Linked DNA regions of Mus musculus: region 1 is linked to region 2. The links are chromatin loops, found by intact Hi-C in ENCODE. Cell type or tissue: gastrocnemius. All regions are shown on one strand.

The links. Hi-C counts contacts between places; a loop is a spot of excess contacts. Peaks named below come from ENCODE experiments on the same cell type or tissue, not always from the same donor. Only the 100,000 strongest peaks of a DNase experiment are listed, where the experiment ranks them.
Region 1: a loop joins it to region 2, with 3 times the contacts of the local background. A loop is called at or near these places in 19 of 42 quality-filtered maps.

The regions. Positions count from the first base shown.
Region 1 is chr17:86,147,820-86,155,819 of GRCm38, reverse strand. No RefSeq gene overlaps it. Among named protein-coding and RNA genes, the nearest start is that of Srbd1, 6.6 kb to the right of the region's middle. In gastrocnemius, no CTCF peak of the experiment used is centred here; a DNase peak (open chromatin) is centred at 4,677.
Region 2 is chr17:86,902,301-86,910,300 of GRCm38, reverse strand. No RefSeq gene overlaps it. Among named protein-coding and RNA genes, the nearest start is that of Tmem247, 11 kb to the left of the region's middle. In gastrocnemius, CTCF peaks have their summits at 361 (motif pointing left), 3,970 (motif pointing right) and 4,890; DNase peaks (open chromatin) are centred at 4,262, 4,784, 6,066, 6,513 and 4 more places; H3K4me3 peaks cover 1,065 bases; H3K27ac peaks cover 1,215 bases.

The sequences.
Region 1 (8,000 bases), 750 kb after region 2:
CAACTCGTGCAGCTGGAAAATCTGCGAAAGGCAGGAAGGAATCTGGGGACAAAAAAATTAATGCCTGTTGCACAAGCATCATGCACTAGATTCCCACGTTAAATAAAGAAGAAAAATCTCACTTGAACCCATAAGGACGTCCTAGAATGGTGGTTCTCAGCCTGTGGGGTGCAACCCCTTGAGGCAGAATAAACGTTTCACAAGACTCACATATCAGATATTCCACATAACCGATATTTACATTACAATTTATAACAACAGAAAAATTATAGCTATAAAGTAACAACAAAATAATTTCATGGTCACTGCAACATAAGGAACTGTTTTAAAAGGCCATAGCATTAAGAGGGTTGAGAACAACTGTCCTAGAACAAGTAGTAATAGAATACGTGTGAACAAAGGCCAAGGGGGGGACATCACACCCATAATCACACAGTTGGAGAGCAATGGAAGCAGGGTTGAGGTCATCTCTTTGACTCAATGGACAGGTTTTCTACATTAGGAGTTGCTACCTTCTGTAGGAATCCAGAAAAGTCTTTAGAACAGTGTCAAAGAATGGATGAGAAACATTGGTTTATGCTTCGGCTGCTCTTTGCCTGTGGACAGTAGATGCACATCAGAAGCCCTGGATTGCGACAGCCAGTCTCAGAGGGATGATGTGGGTCAGGACAGTCGAGGAAGCGATGCCCCTCTGAGGGTCTCAGAGCCACCCTTCATGGGGCTCACTGACAGCTTTTGCTGCTTGGTCCCTCTGGGACTACTGGTCACTCCTAAGAAAGAGGGAATTAACCTTTCTAAAGGGTGGGGCTTGTTACTGCCCAGGTTTGGTGACTGGCATGGGTATGAGCCAAAGCTACCTAGGCAAAGGGTCTTGCTTTTGACTCTGTCTAGCCTACATGCCCTAGGCCCCAGCCCACACTCTCTGGTCCACAAAACAAGAGGATCCTAGGAAAGCCATATCCATTCTGTTTATACTGGGCCAGGAAGTCTTAGGTGTACATTAAGTGGGAAGAAAGCCAGAGTCCCCCTCCCTCCAGCCCTTCCAAAAAAAACCTTTCAAAGAGCAGCAGATTAGCTTTTTATTTATTTTTATTTTTTATTTTATTTTATTTTTAAGATTTATTTATGAGTACACTGTCACTTTCTTCAAACACCCAAGGAGAGGACATCAGAGCCCATTACAGATGGTTGTGAACCATCATGGGGCTGCGGGGAATTGAATTCAGGACCTCTGGAAGAGCAGTTAGTACCACTTACCCATCTCTCCAGCCCAGCAGAGAGAATATCACAGGACCATAGTGTTTAAATCCCCCAAGTTTCCTGAGAATCATCACCCATTTCTCTTATATCCCACAGTTTGGGGAAATGGTGCTTTTTCCTAACCAACTCCTATCTTCTTCAGGCAGTAATTGTCCTTTACCTAGAAAGGAAACTATCCAACTATCCAATTTTCGGATCAAGCAAACTGGTACTTGTTCCTTGAGTTAATGAACAAGGTTGAGAAGAGGAAATGAAAAGGCTCGGATTGGGAAAGGGTTCCGAGTCTGCCTGTGAAGGCCGGCTCCCTCTTCGGCTCCCTCTTCAGCACTTCGCTTGCTCTGATTAGCTTGGAGGCTAATCAAGGCTCCTCTGGTTGCCCCCCACACTCATGTGCTCACCTACAGCTCAAGTTCATGATGCTGTTTCTCTTAGAACAGGGATAGGAGCCAAGTTCCAAGTCCCTGTCTGAGCAGTCACCAGCTGTGTGAGCTGAGTGAACCACTTAAGGTCTCCGAGTGCCAGTGTTTTCATCCAACCAGAGAGCAAACCTTCATTGCCACCTACTTACACGGCAGCGCCCAGCCACAGAGGCTGCTGAAGGCACTGAGGACTCTAAAGACCGGTGCAGACGTAAACAACAGCTCTGTGAAAAAAAAGTCATCCCTCCAAGATGACACAGCTGTCATCCCATTGTCCAGAACTCAACACTGGGCAGAGATCCTAAATGTCAGTTGTTTGTAGTTTAATGTAGAGAGATCGTTAGTTACATTTCAAGTGAAAGCTCATCTGTCATCTACTCCGAAATGCAGGTAAAGTGTCCTAAAACTTCATTCCAAACAGGTGGAAAAAAAAATCCCTTCATATATCCTGAAGGAGCCTTTCACTCCCCCACGGGCTTCTTCTCGCCCCCACCCTCAACCCCCAGTGACCCTGCCGAGCGCCACGAAGTTTCTTTCAGGGCTCATCTGTGAATTCTCCCTCAGGATGCCCCTTTCACGGGGGTCAGTTATGACTGCTAGACAATGACTCTGAAATGAGGCTCTGAATATTCTTCCTCTAGCATTTGCCTGCTAGGTCACACAGCAGGTCTGCCCTTCAGAGTCTACAAGTCTCTTGTACACAAACTGGAACCCTCATCCCAGACAAGACACCTCAAGTGCACACCTCACCATCTTTATTACCTTTCTATTGCTGTGATAAGATATCATGGTCCCAGAACAGTAGCTGAGAGCTTGGATCTTTTTCCATAAGCACCAGGCAGAGAGGGCCAACTGGAAATGGTGAGAGTTTTTGAAACCTCAAAGCTGGGCCCCCAGAGACACACTTCCTCCAACAAGGCCACGCCTCCTAATCCTTCCCAAACAGTTCTGCCACCAGAAACCATTCTCATTCAAACCAGCACAACCAAACAACAGGGTTTCCAATTCCAGTGCCCACCTGATGATCTTTGGGACACATTGAAGTTTGTTAAGGTCCCTTCAAGTGTCTGTGTGTTAGTCTTCTGTTGCTGTGAAATAAATTCCTCAAACCTATGGGGCTTAAACCTGTCAGCGTATATCATATAGTTCCCAAACTCAGAAACCCAGGAATGGCTTAACTGGGTGGCTCTGCTCTGTGTCATAAATCTGGTGAGGTCCCAAAAGTTAGTGGATGGTGCCTAACCCCAATTCATCACTTTCATCAAAATAGCATTGCCAACACCAACAAACCCAGAACCTTCCAGATTCAACTTGACTTGTCAGATTAGCATCAAATGTAATTGGTAGAAAACTACTTAAGAACCAACGTATAGGTGGGTGTGGTAGCCGATATCCATAACCCCAATGCTCATGACTATGACGGGAGAGTTACCATGAGTTTGAGGCCATCCTGGGCTACATAGTAAGTTCCTAGTTAGCCTGAGCTACAGAATGAAGTCCCATCTCAAAACAAAACAACAATAACAACAAACAAACAAACAAAAAGATAAATGTTCCTTATTTTAATTAAATCAATTTATTTATTTTAAAGACAGGGTTTCGCTGTGTAGCCCCGGCTGTCCTGGAACTCATTCTGTCGACCAGGCTGGCCTAGAACTCAGAGATATATACCTACACCTGCCTCCCAAGGGCTAGAATTAAAGGCATGTGGCACCACTGTCTGGTGCAAGCTCCTCATTTTAAAGAGGGGAGAGGGAGGAGATGGAGGGGGAGAGGGGACGTGGTGGGGGAAAAAAGGAGGGGGAGAAAGGGAGGGGGAGGGAGAAGGAGGGGGAGGGGGAGAACAGCCTAAGGTAAGTAAGTGTTGTCCGCAATGGACCCTTGTCATAGCTTGTTCTCCTCTGCTGCTAAGAGAGAAGATGAAGGCATGGGCAGTGAGCACTCATCCCTGCAGCCCTCTGACACCTGCCCCCACCTAGTGGTGACAACATTTTCTGGCAAACCTCTTCTGATTCTTCTTTAAATTTATTTTTGTTTTATGTGTTTGAGTGTTTTGCATATATCACACGCGTGCCTGGTACCCAAAGAAGCCAGATGAGAGTGTCAGGTTCCTTGGAACTGGGGTTACAGATGGTTGTGAGCTGCCCTGTGGGTGCTGGGAGTCAAACCTGGGTCCTCTGGAAGAGCAGCAAGTGCTCATAACTGCTGAACCATCTCTCTAGTCCCTGTTCTGATTCTTCTAATCACACATTTTTTAATTAGAAAAAAAAAAGCAGTGATGTCCAGTGGTCTTCAGCCTTCCTAATGCTGCGACCCTTTAATACATTCCTCAGGTTGTGATAACCCCAACCATAAAATTATTTTTATTGCCACTTTGTAACTGTAATTTTGCTACTGCTATGAATTGTAATGTAAATCTCTGTGTTTTTCAGTGGTCTTAGCCCCGTAAAAGGGTTGTTCAACCCCAAAGGCGTCATGACCCACAGGTTGAGAAATGCTGTAAACCTTGTGTATGGGATTTGTCTGTGTTTTGTATAAGCTACACGGATGAAAATATTTCCCTCTTTTCTTCTTCCTGATTCCATGAACAAAATTTCCAACTGTGATTTCTATCACTCCAGGCATTTGCTTTAGAGCTATGGTCAACTGTGATTTCTATCACCCCAGGCATTTGCTTTAGAGCTGTGGTTTGTATCTGTTTAGACTCTGAATCAGAATCACCTATAAACTGTGTAGCTATTATTTTGGTCTTTTTTTTTTTTCCCTGTCAAACTTGAGTCCGTCTTCCTGATCTTAGATTCTTCCATTTGCAGATCTTTATCCTTAAAGGAAAGAAAAGCTAACTAAGGATTATTGTGCTTTTACCCCCACGTGCAGTTGCATCTACTGTCTTTACCAAAAGGCTTCCTATTTCAGCCTTCACTCCCGCCCTTTAACCTTGACTGACTACACAGGCATCCTATCCCAGCCTTTGCTCCCTCCCTTTAACTTTGACTGATTACACAGGCATCCTATCCCAGCCTTTATTCCCGCCCTTTAACTTTAACTGATTACACAGGCATCCTATCCCAGCCTTTGCTCCCTCCCTTTAACTTTGACTGATTAAACAGGCATCCTATCCCAGCCTTTACTCCCGCCCTTTAACTTTGACTGATTACACAGGCTTCCTATCCCAGCCTTTGCTCCCTCCCTTTAACTTTGACTACCCTCGTGCTCTGCTGGGAATAGTCCTCAACTAGAAAAGGATAAAATGTCTTCAGCAATAATATGGAACATGCTCAAAATATATTGTTGACACAAGTATGGTCTGGAACCACAATATTGGAAGAAAAGAATATACAGCATATTTCATTAATTACAGTATGCACATATTTTCACAATCTTTATGTTTCTGATATCAGAAGTATTGTATAATATACAGCACCTCATAATTTATTTGGTAGGGCTTTAAAAGAGAAATTTCCTTTGTGGAAATATGGTCATGGTACATACTGCAGTAAATGGAATTGTGGGCTTAATAGATATGTACTGCTGGAAACTATACATAGCATTTTCTCTGGAAAGAATCTCAAGGACAAAGATAGATCGGAGACTACAAGTACGTATAAGAATATAGATAAGGAACTCCAGAGCCGACAGAATTTCTATTGCACGTTCTTTTATATCTTGCACTTCAAATTAAGCTAGCCATACTAATAAATACAACATTTTAATAATAGACTCTAATTTATAAAGGACAACTGGACACAAGTCTTTGGACCCCACTGCTTTGCTAAGATTTGTTCAGGTTTCCACTCATTCTTTTTCGAGACAGGGTTTCTCTGTGCAGCCCTGGCTGTCCTGGAACTCACTTTGTAGACCAGGCTGGCCTCGAACTCAGAAATCCGCCTGCCTCTGCCTCCCGAGTGCTGCGATTAAAGGCGTGCGCCACCACGCCCAGCTTGTTTCCACTCATTCTTAATGAAGGCCAGTCAACACAGGAAGGCTAGGACTGTGCCAACATGTATAATGTCCTTCATCCAAAGTCCAGTATGGCAGCTGGTCAGAGACTAACTCCAACTGACCTCATCCTCCCCCAAACACCACTGTGGTAGTTTGAATATACTCAGCTTAAGGGAAGTGGCACTATTAGGAGGTGTGGCCTTGTTGGATAAGATGGTCTTGCTGGAGGGAGTGAGTTGATGTGTGGGCAGGCTTGGAGGCTCCTATGCTCAGGCTCCGCCCACTATGGAAAAGACCCTCCTCCTGGGTGCCTGCAGATAACAGTCTCCTACTGGCTGCCTTAAGTCAAGATGTAGAACTTTTGGCTCCTCCTGCACCATGTCTGCCTGGATGCTACCATGCTTCCCTCCATGATGATAATGGACTGAACCTCTGAAATTGTAAGCCAGGCCCAGTTAAGTGTTTTCCTTTAGCGTGGTCATCGTGTCTCTTCACAGCAGTGAAACCCTAAGACAACCAGTCTCCTGAGAATGCTAACCAGATCCTTTCTCAGTACAGTTGAGCTCGACAACTTTGTCCCACTGCCTTCTTTACCCTGAAGTTGTGCCACAAGGCAAGGAATAGTAATCCGTTGTTCTGCTTCGATTAGATTCCTGTTTCCAGAAGAGCCCTTAAGCATCATCCAGGGAGAGGGTGTGAGGAAGAACACAACCCCGAACTGGTGTCAACTTGCTAGCATGTCACGCTATCATGATTGCTCAAACGTGATGAGGTGACCACAGGCAGTGACCAGAAGACTCAGCCATGTCACTGAGACACCACTGCTGATCCATGCCTGTTGATGGTATTTATACAAGCAAATAGCCATCCCCAAAGCCATTTTGAAGGTTATGTGCACACATAGGTCGTATTAAAGTGGGAAAAAGTTAATCTCAGTAAACCTGAGAAGTAAGTATAGTTGAGGTCGGGCCTCAAGCAGTAAAACCAGTGACTACAGGGGAGGGGAGGGATTCACAAGGCCATGGTTTTCCAATTCAATAGAGATGGAATCCAAGTCAATGGTGGTTGGGTGTGAGTGAGGGTAGCATCCAGGGCAATTTGCATCAATTCCTGTTGGCTTTTTTGGTTCACTCTTATTAGCTGGCCAGGGCAAACTAAATCGAACTTTAAGGCTCAAGAGTAACACGAACAACCTCTTTGGTTTATTCAGCTGCAGTATAGACAAAATTTCTAGACTTGGAACAGGCCTAATTTCACATAAAGTTACTCTTTAACTTGATTGGTAATTTAGGACTGGGAATGTGATGTTGGTCACACATGCATGATGGGGCCTTAGGTTCAGTCCTTAGCACTGAAAATGAAACAAGAGGTTGCTATCTTAACATGTAACAAGTCCCAGGTTCCTATAGCTAGCTTCAACATTAAAGCATAGGAATTTGTCCCAATCTACAGAAAATGGAGCTTTCTGTAGGGGGATGGTCTGGTGTTCTTTGTATTCAAATGCTAAATTCTGTACCCCAAGATCTGACTGCTTCGAGTCAAGCAAATCTTCATGCATACCAGCTTTTGTTGTGTTAAGCGTATTTAATAAAGATGCCTGCAGCCTGGATGGGCAGAAGAGAGGGGCCAGAGCAAAGGTTCCATGAAAGGAAGAGGAGAGGAGGAGAAAAAAGAAGTTGCCATGGGGTAGGCGATCGATGGTGAGTGCATGGCCTGTTGGAGCAGGAGTGGCCCATGCAGAAGCTGCCAAGTGATATCTCAGGATCACTGACAGGGAAGTAGGGAAAATAGCACAGAGGGTTGAGATCTGCCCAGCTCTAATGCTTGAAGGTTTATTATAAATACAAAGGTTTTTGTGTCTTTTATTTGGGAACTATATGTTCTAAGTAGTATGTTAACCACAGAGCAATATTAACCACAACAGTTTTCTTGTTTAAATACTAGACTATAAATACTGCTCCTACCTTTGCTTGCTCTTTCATTTCAATCTGTACAGTATATCACTTGAAGCAGTCTTCCATTATTATGATTTATAGTGGTCTTGTCTCTCCAGAGAAACAGAGCCGATATGATTGACACACAGAGAAGCTATGATATGACTGATACATAGGCAGGTAGATAGGCAGGCAGGGCCTATCTATCATAGGCATTGGTTCACACAATTATGGAGGCTGTCCTGCACCAGTCCATCTACAATCTAGACAACTGGGGAAGCTGAAAGCGTGGCTCACTCTAAATACAAAGGCCCCAGCATTTAACCTGAGAAACTGGAGAACAAGAGGTTCTAAGCCCCAGAATTCCAAGGGTAGATTCTCCGGAGTCCAGCATCTGAGGGCAGGATAAAAGGGCTGTTCCAGCTACAGAGCTCAGAGTATCCCC
Region 2 (8,000 bases):
GTGCACAGTACAGCACTGCCACCCATCAGCCAGGCCAAGAGCACCCTGGGAACCACGTGGGCAATGTGGCAGAGCCTGTGGTGTTTCCCGAGGGCCTTCATTGTTGTTTCTAACTCGTCACTCGTGAGCCAGACTGCAGTTGTAAGCCCACTCTTCACTGGCCTTTGGGAATGGGCTTTCTTGGTTCTGTTGCTGACCTAGAGTCACCAAGTAATGGAGGGAGCGTCTCTCTAAAGCTTCCTCGACATCTTATCGGATGCCCTCCTTCTCTCATGTGCATCTACACAGGCTCCCGTCAAGAACACTCCATCTTTGTTCTCTAAGTTTCCCCTTCTCTGTGGCCATGTGGGCCAATTCTGCCCTCTCGTGGCCTGCCCTTGTTGAGCGGTGGCTCAGATTTTCCAGGGATTCTTGTCTTTCTGCAGAATGATCGGGCCACTCCCTGAACCCACAGACCCTCGGGGAAGGGTTTCAGCTCCAGAGAACTTCTGATGGCAATCCAAGCCTGTGGGTTTGTGGAGGTCTGTGAGGAGGAGACACAGAGGCTGCCACTGGGAGCACCTGGGGGCTGGACCAACAGGCCGAAGTGGATTGAAGGGCATTGACATGAGGGCCACCAGTGGGAAGCAGTCAGTGGCTGCCCCAGGAATATGGCGTGTGGAGTATGGCCATGGAGGCGTCTTCTAGCCACATGTTGAGGTCCTCTGTCTAGGTCAGCACATGGAACCATGAAAGCTCGTTCTCAAAGCGAAGACAACTGCCGTCCGGCTCACATATGACAAGTTAGGAACAACCATGAAGGCCCACGGGTATCACCACATTGCCCACACGACCTTCCAGGAGGCATGCTGAGCCGTGGCTGTATGTGCCTGGCCTCACTTTGGGTTGTGAGTAGAGTGTGTGTGGCCCTACGAGGACTTGGAGGGGTAAGAGCTGGGGACTGAAGTGAAGGAAAAATAGAAAGGAGTCAGGACAAGGGGATATGGGGCTTAAGGATAACACGGGAGAAGCACAGGCACACGGGGCTTGAATTGGGGTAGCAAGTGTGCTGGGTTCCCAGAGTTGGTGTGGTGGGGTTGTGTGTGTGGGGGGTGATATTAGACTGAATGTAGTCCAAGGCCCACCTGTGCCCTTCAGTGCTGCAGGTAGCTTAGAGGGCCCTGGATGGATCAGCATCTCCAGAAGCTAACCAGACAGAAAGATGGAATGGTAAGGCGCTGTCATCCCATGCCTGTTTGGATTTTTCTAAGACCCCCTGGAACCTGAGTTTGGCAATAGTGAAAGCGCTCAGCCTGTGTTTCTTCTCCGCAAGCTCTGGCCCTGTCCTGTCCTTTAGATTGCCCAACTCACATCCAGCTCTGACGTCCTTGCTAGGAAATCCAAGGTGCTGGCTAGAGTTGTAACCCAGAAGGAGATCCAGTGTTAACTGAAACACACAGACACAGAACCGGCCGATAACAACGCGGGCACAACACTCACCATGTATATTTGTCTTTACACTGAACTGAGGCTTCCTGAGCCAAACGCTGGCATTTAGCTGTAGAGGTAGAGTTGGAAGGGGGTGGGTGGGGAGATGATGCTTGGGGTTAGAGGACGCCTTCCCAGATGGATGCTTGTGTCCCAAGACAATTGTCCACCAGCTTAAACGACAAGCCCCAGACAGCTCTGAACGGAGTGTCCTCGGGCTGGTTTTACATGCCTTTGCTTGCTGGAGGGATCAAGCGGCTTGTGTTAGCCAAGCATGGCAGGGCAAGCCTAGAATTCCACTGCTTGAAAGGGGCGGGCAAAGGCTGATCTGTCCAGTGACTTTGGTTGGAACCAGCCTGGCTACTCAAGAGCCTGTCTCAAACAGATACACAAAGGCTCACATTTCCAAGAGGGGCATGAGTGCAGGGGTTGACCTGTGTCGACAGGAGTTTAACCTTGGCTTTGCTTTCAGATAGCAACCCTGAGGTACCTTTTCCCAGGGGGATCGTCTCAGGAGGCCAATCTGAGGTCTGCAGCCTGAAGCTCAAGTGTCTCTGATCGTACGAGTTTTAGGAGTTCCCTCCACTGTGCTACATAATGCTGGATACTTGCTGTGGTGGATTTGGTTTAATGCTTGTATTATGTTAAATGGGTTCCCAAAATTGCAGGAGGACCTGCATCTAAAACCCTGAGGATTCCTGCCCTCGTTTGGTTTTCATTGGTGAATAAAATGGCCAGCGGCCAATGGCTGGGCAGGGAGACAGACATGGGACTTTAGGATTTGAGGGCAAAGGGACAGAGAGGGGACTGAGAACCGCTGTGTCGGGAAAGGAGAGAGACCAGGCCCGAGGCTGCAGGAGGGAGAGCACAGCAATCATGGAAGAGCCGGCAAGAGCGGCCCCAGCCCCTGCCCCCATTGCAAAGATTGGAATATAGATTTTAGTAAGTGGCCAACTGTCTCCACTTACTTGCTTGGGATTAGAGGACAGCCCAGGCGTATTGGAGGGGAGAGTGTCAGCCACATGGAAGTTTGGAAATGTCCCAGCCATTTGAGTGGGATTAATCGCCTACCACGACAACTTACAATTCACATTCACATAAGGTGGGGCTAAGAGTCTTGAAGTAAATGAAATGGGAGCACGTTGGCTTCCGCAGATGATCTAGATTCATCCTCCCGCATGTGCTCTCCGTCCCCTGCTCCCGGGGAGCTGCGGCTGAGCACTGTGCACTGACTCTGGGACCAGTCCGGAGCTCACAAGGAGCCTGCTTTTCCCACATTGGATTCGTGAGAGTGAGGGTAAAAAGAATCTGCAGAGACTACCTACCGTACATCCCTGACCTTGGCGCATGCTCCTTGAAGCTCTGAGTATCGTCCTCACTGCTTACTCGCACATGTCTGTTTTGGTGACTCCAGGTCACAGTCCCAGCAGGAGGTGGACCAACTCTATTCAGTTCTAGATAGGCAATGTTCTCAGTCTGTCCCAGGTGGTTTGAAAATGACCTGGAGGAGTTGTAAGTTCTCTGGGCATAGCAGCTGGGACCTTGGCATTGTGCCCTGGTGTCAGTCATGTATCAGAACATGCATGTGACCATATTTTATCCCCTCTGAAGAGCTGCTGTGGTCATCCCTGCCTGTATGAGAAACTGTGGATCAGGATACCTAACTGATTTCACATGCACACAGCTGTCACCTGGCAGGGTGGAGATTTGAAACCAAAGCTGGTTTGCTGTAAGTCTGATTTTTTTTCTTCCTTTCACCCTGTGTTCTGTTTCACACATGTAGATCTAGTCAGGTCTGCAGAATTATCTTGATAAAAAAAGCCATAACCCCCCTCTCTCCTTTTTCCTCCTGCCTCCTTATTCTATTTTATTTTGAGACAGATTCTCATATAGACCAGGGTGGCCTTGAACTTGTTATGTAGCCAAGGCCAACCTTGAACTCCAGACTCTCCTGGCTCCACTACCCTGCTGCCAGGATTCTAAGCCTCCTAGTGGCCACCTTCCTAACTGCGTCGCTGGATCTATGGCTGTGAAGGAGCAGTGTTTTGATTCCACAAGGTGTTCCTTAAGCATGTTTATCCTTTCTTTCCCCCACTGTCAGTCGGTGCCAGCTTTGCCACCTCCTCTGCATGGTTCCCATTGCTCTGAGCTCCAGCTCTTTGAGGACTCCGAGCAGGCAGCATCTCACTCGAATGTACGGACATCTTCCATGTTTGACCCTAGACTTCAGGCTTTCTGGTTTAGAGACTATGTGATGTGTGCCCATCACAAATCACATCGTGTACAACACGACAGGCCACTTACACATTAAGGTGTAAGGTGAGGTACCCCGGACGTGATTTCTCAAAAGAAGTGTTTAGCACGTCTTTGCCATAACAAATGAGGCTCATTGTTGCGCTCTTGGCATTCAGGAGTAGTTCATTTTGGTCCTCTCCAAACTGCTTTGGGTTTGCGCTAAGAAGCCCTGGCCCGGCTCTACCTCGGTAGCAATACTGCTTTTGTCCAGAAGATGGCGAGCAAAGCCAACAGGAAGGAACAAAGTTTATTAGCGCCTGGCGTGAGAGAGCAGTTAGCTCTTCTCATAAAAGAGACAGGGATGGAAAAACGATTTGCCAAGGTTTATAAAAATGCACTGAGGATAAGGACTGGCCTCGAAGGCAGGGTTTCTGGCTGACCTCTATGAAAGTCAGTAGTTTAGAAAGGGCAGCTGAAGTAGAAAGATCACAGCAGCTTGTGACTGGGTCGTTCTTCAAGAGCCTGCTTTAATACCTTCAGCAACTTCTCTCTAAAGCAGAAACAGCCGGGGAGTATGAGCAGGCCAGGGCACCATCCTCCTCTGAGACGCTCACTGGCTTTGGAAATCAGTCCTAATTTCGTGCTCCTTGGTTAACTCTCTAGTCTACCGGAAGCTTCCAGGGGCTTCATGGTCATGTTTGCACGGGTCTTTAAACTGAACAGAGGTTGGGAAAGACATACTGATTTGAGCTGACTAGAAAGAGGTAATAGATCGATGGGGGAGGTTCCAGTCGGGTGGGAATTTGCCAAATAGCATTTTTTAAAAAGAAGCTGAGGAGGCCAGCCAAAGCTCTAGCTTCAAAGTCAGAGTAATACAAAGTAAGGTCAGCCAGGGCAAGGGTGTGACCCTGGGAAGGGGTAAAATACCTCCCCGAGTTTTACAGAGACAGATTTCTAAAACTATAGCCACCTCCCCCCAGCCCCCATTTTCTTGTGACCTAAATCCTCCCCTGAAGCGGAGCTGGGCTCTAGGCCAGGGTGTCAGTCACGGACAAAGGCGTCCTGTTTCGAAGGTCTGGCCACTGTGTTTGCCTGTAGGGGCCAACAAACGCTGTAGGCCTCCCCCAGCCGATAACATAGAAATCCGCAGAGTTCCTCCCAGGACACTCGCAACACTGCCCCCTCAGGTTTCTCCAGCACGGTGACAGAGCTGTGTCCATAAGGCCGCTTGATTCTGGTTGATTGTATGGTGGCTGCTAGGTTGTTCTTCCTCCAGCTGACTCCATTCTGGCTCTGTTTGTTTTTCCTAGCTGACTGGAAAGCCTTTTTCTCAGGGTTTTTTTGGACCAAGAGTGAATGACATCCCAATGTGGCCTGTCCTCTTTCTCTCTCTCTGCCTATTTTATCCTCTTGCTTCCCAGAACTTTGGTACATCTCTGCCTTTGTCATTGAAGCTGAAGTGGCAGAGGACATTGCCGGGCTGGGGACCCATTGCTGAGCACAAGAGGGAAGATGGACCGTTCAGCTTAGTAGGAAGTTTCTGCTCCTGTGGAATAGAGATGCTGACATCTGCCCGTGATCTGGTCACAGAGAATGCAGAGACAGCACAAATGGCAAATGGGTGTACATTGAGGGAAGGGTGTACATTGAGGGAAGGGTGAGAGAATGGGGTGAATGAGTGTATGTCAGGTGGGAAGAGGGGGGACAGAGGCACAATGACGGGCGTCTGTGAGACATCTCCAGGTGTCAGGAGGCGCAGCCTTCCGCTTACACGAGAGCTGCATGTGTACATTTGGGCGAGCACTGTGAGGAGCGGTATCAGGAGCCGCTGTGAGAGTGGTGACAGAGCTCCGGCCATTGCCCTTGAGGGAGCAACTACTTGGCTGTGTGGAAATAAGCATTAGGAGAATTAATGTGGCTTAAAGTAGAGAGGAATGGAAAAATCCAGGGGGAAGGGAACCGTGAGTTCTGGGCTACAGTGGATGATAGGGAGACTAAGAAGGTACCAGGGGACAGATGTCAACCACATCCTGCAGGAAAAAAAAAATGACACAGGGCCCTGAGAGATGAGGAGGACTATGGATTGAGGAAGACATAGAGGGTCATGCCTGTGTGTGGGTGTTGTCTAGGAAGTCACAGCCTGCTGTGGCCAGAAGGCTCGGCTCTTAGGTGACCACAGAGGGACCTTATTCATGTGGTTACTGGTGTAAGGAGGGAAGTGGAGCCCATAGGCAGATGCGACCTTCTGTGGCTTCCTCTCACACTCTGGGCTCTTGTTCCTTCAGTAGTTACCCCTTAGCCTGACTGCACCCTTGGCTCAGCCTCAGTTGCCAACCTGCTTAGCTCTGATCACAGCCTGGGACACAGCTCTCTTGGCTACACTTCGAGGAAGGCAGGTGTTCTGTCCCTCAGTGCCAGGGCTCAGCTGTTTTGAAGGTGGGAAGGGAATGTGGCCCTGTTTGGAAGGCTCTGTTTAGGAAGTGAGACCAGGAGCTTTGTCAGAGAAGGGGAGATGGGTGGGGTGGGGTGGGGGAGAATTTTCTGGAAGTTTCTTCTAGTCTGGGCTCTTTGAGGCAGCTGCTTATATGATGGATGGCGACATTTATTTACTGCAGTTTTCTAGGGGTCACAGATCCCAAACAGATGTCCAATGCCCTGCAGGGAACACTGGTGGCATTGTGAGGGGGACATTTTTATTCTAAGTGAGTCACAGAGGCAGGGGAAGACAATGAGTCAACTGGGAACTGGCAGGAGATAGGTGTAAGGGCCATGGAGGAGTCGGGGGCGGGGTAAAATCAGCCCAGCCTGGCGCTCACTAGGACTTCCTCTCTGCCGCTCTCGTTTGTCAGCTGTGTGGTGAGGTCTCTGCACTGCAGCTTCTCCAAGCTCCTTTAGTGTGGTGTTGGCCGTCCACCTTCTATTTATGCTGGGTCCTCAGCCTGGTGTGGAGTTCAGGCATCAGATCGGGGAGGGGCCATAAAGACTGTCCTCTCAGGACAGGGCAGTCCCAGAGCTGACAAATTTGAATGTGTGAATAGGATTCTGGACTTCTAGTCTAGCCTCGAGTTCTTTTCTAGCTCTTATCAAGTTAAGAAAAGGCTTTGAAAAGAGTATCCAAGGCAAACATTTCAAATATTATAAAAAGCAATGGAATCCTTCTCTTAAAGGATATTTTATATGGAACGGAGAGAAGGCAGATAAAACACATCTGTCTGGGTAGCAGGTTTAGAGTATACGCAGCAGACTTGATGCCTGCCCGACTCCCAGGCTCCTCCACAGAGCCTCTGAGCAGGGTAGTCCACACCCAAGGGCCAGATGAGCTAAAGGCAGGCGTAGAGACTCTAGATTCCACGTTCCTATGGAAAGTCCTCTAGAAGCGAGAGCCAGGGAAGTCTCCCGTGTCTGCTACAAGACTGGTTGAAGACAGCAAACATGTGTCCATCAAACATCACAGCATGGCCACTATGGAAGGACCCTCTCTGCACCACCAGACATTTCTTTCAGCACTTAATATTAGCAAAAGCTCACACTGTTGTTTCTCAACTCTTTGTTCTAGAACGTCAAGGCTAGACTTTCCTCTCTGCTTTTCCAGATTGAGTTGCTGATCACAGACTGGCACTTCCCTCGCAGGTCAAGGTTCCTCTGCGTGTCTCCCTGCCCCTAGGATGCTGGACTGAAGGTGAAGTCTGAAGGCGGATAGACGGGAAGCCCTCTACGTGCTGGCTCTTTCAGGAGTACTCGCATTTCTGGGTGTGGATGTCTCTAGAACAGGGACCCAGTGCCAGCCCTTGTTCTATGAGTATCATGGCATAACAGTGGTTCTTGGTGTCCCTTTGATTCTGGGGCTGCACATTTGACAACATTCACTGTCATTTCCATTACAGCCAGGATGGCAGGTTTGTTTGGATCTGATGGTCATTTCTGATGGCCCAGCCTACCACACCCATCGCTAATCTGTAAATACCTAACTCTACAGGACAATGTAAAGGCCACAAGCACTCGTGTTCCTGACCCAGGTCAGCTTCCTCAGGAAGTAGGATGCTTGGATTGTCCTTCCGTTCCTTACGGAAGAGACTTCGGTTTCAGAACTTCGGTCCCCATGCCCATGACAGTGATAACCTCACTCCCCCATCACTATTGGGGCTCTTGAGCATCTGCATGGCTCCTGCCCCTCTCAATGACTAACGTCTATTTCAGGATTTGGAATCCATCCTCCCCGTATTACAGTCTCCTCACAGTTGCCATGGGGAGCAATAGCAGAAGTTCCCTGCCATGACAAAGTCATGGCTGCAGTCGAG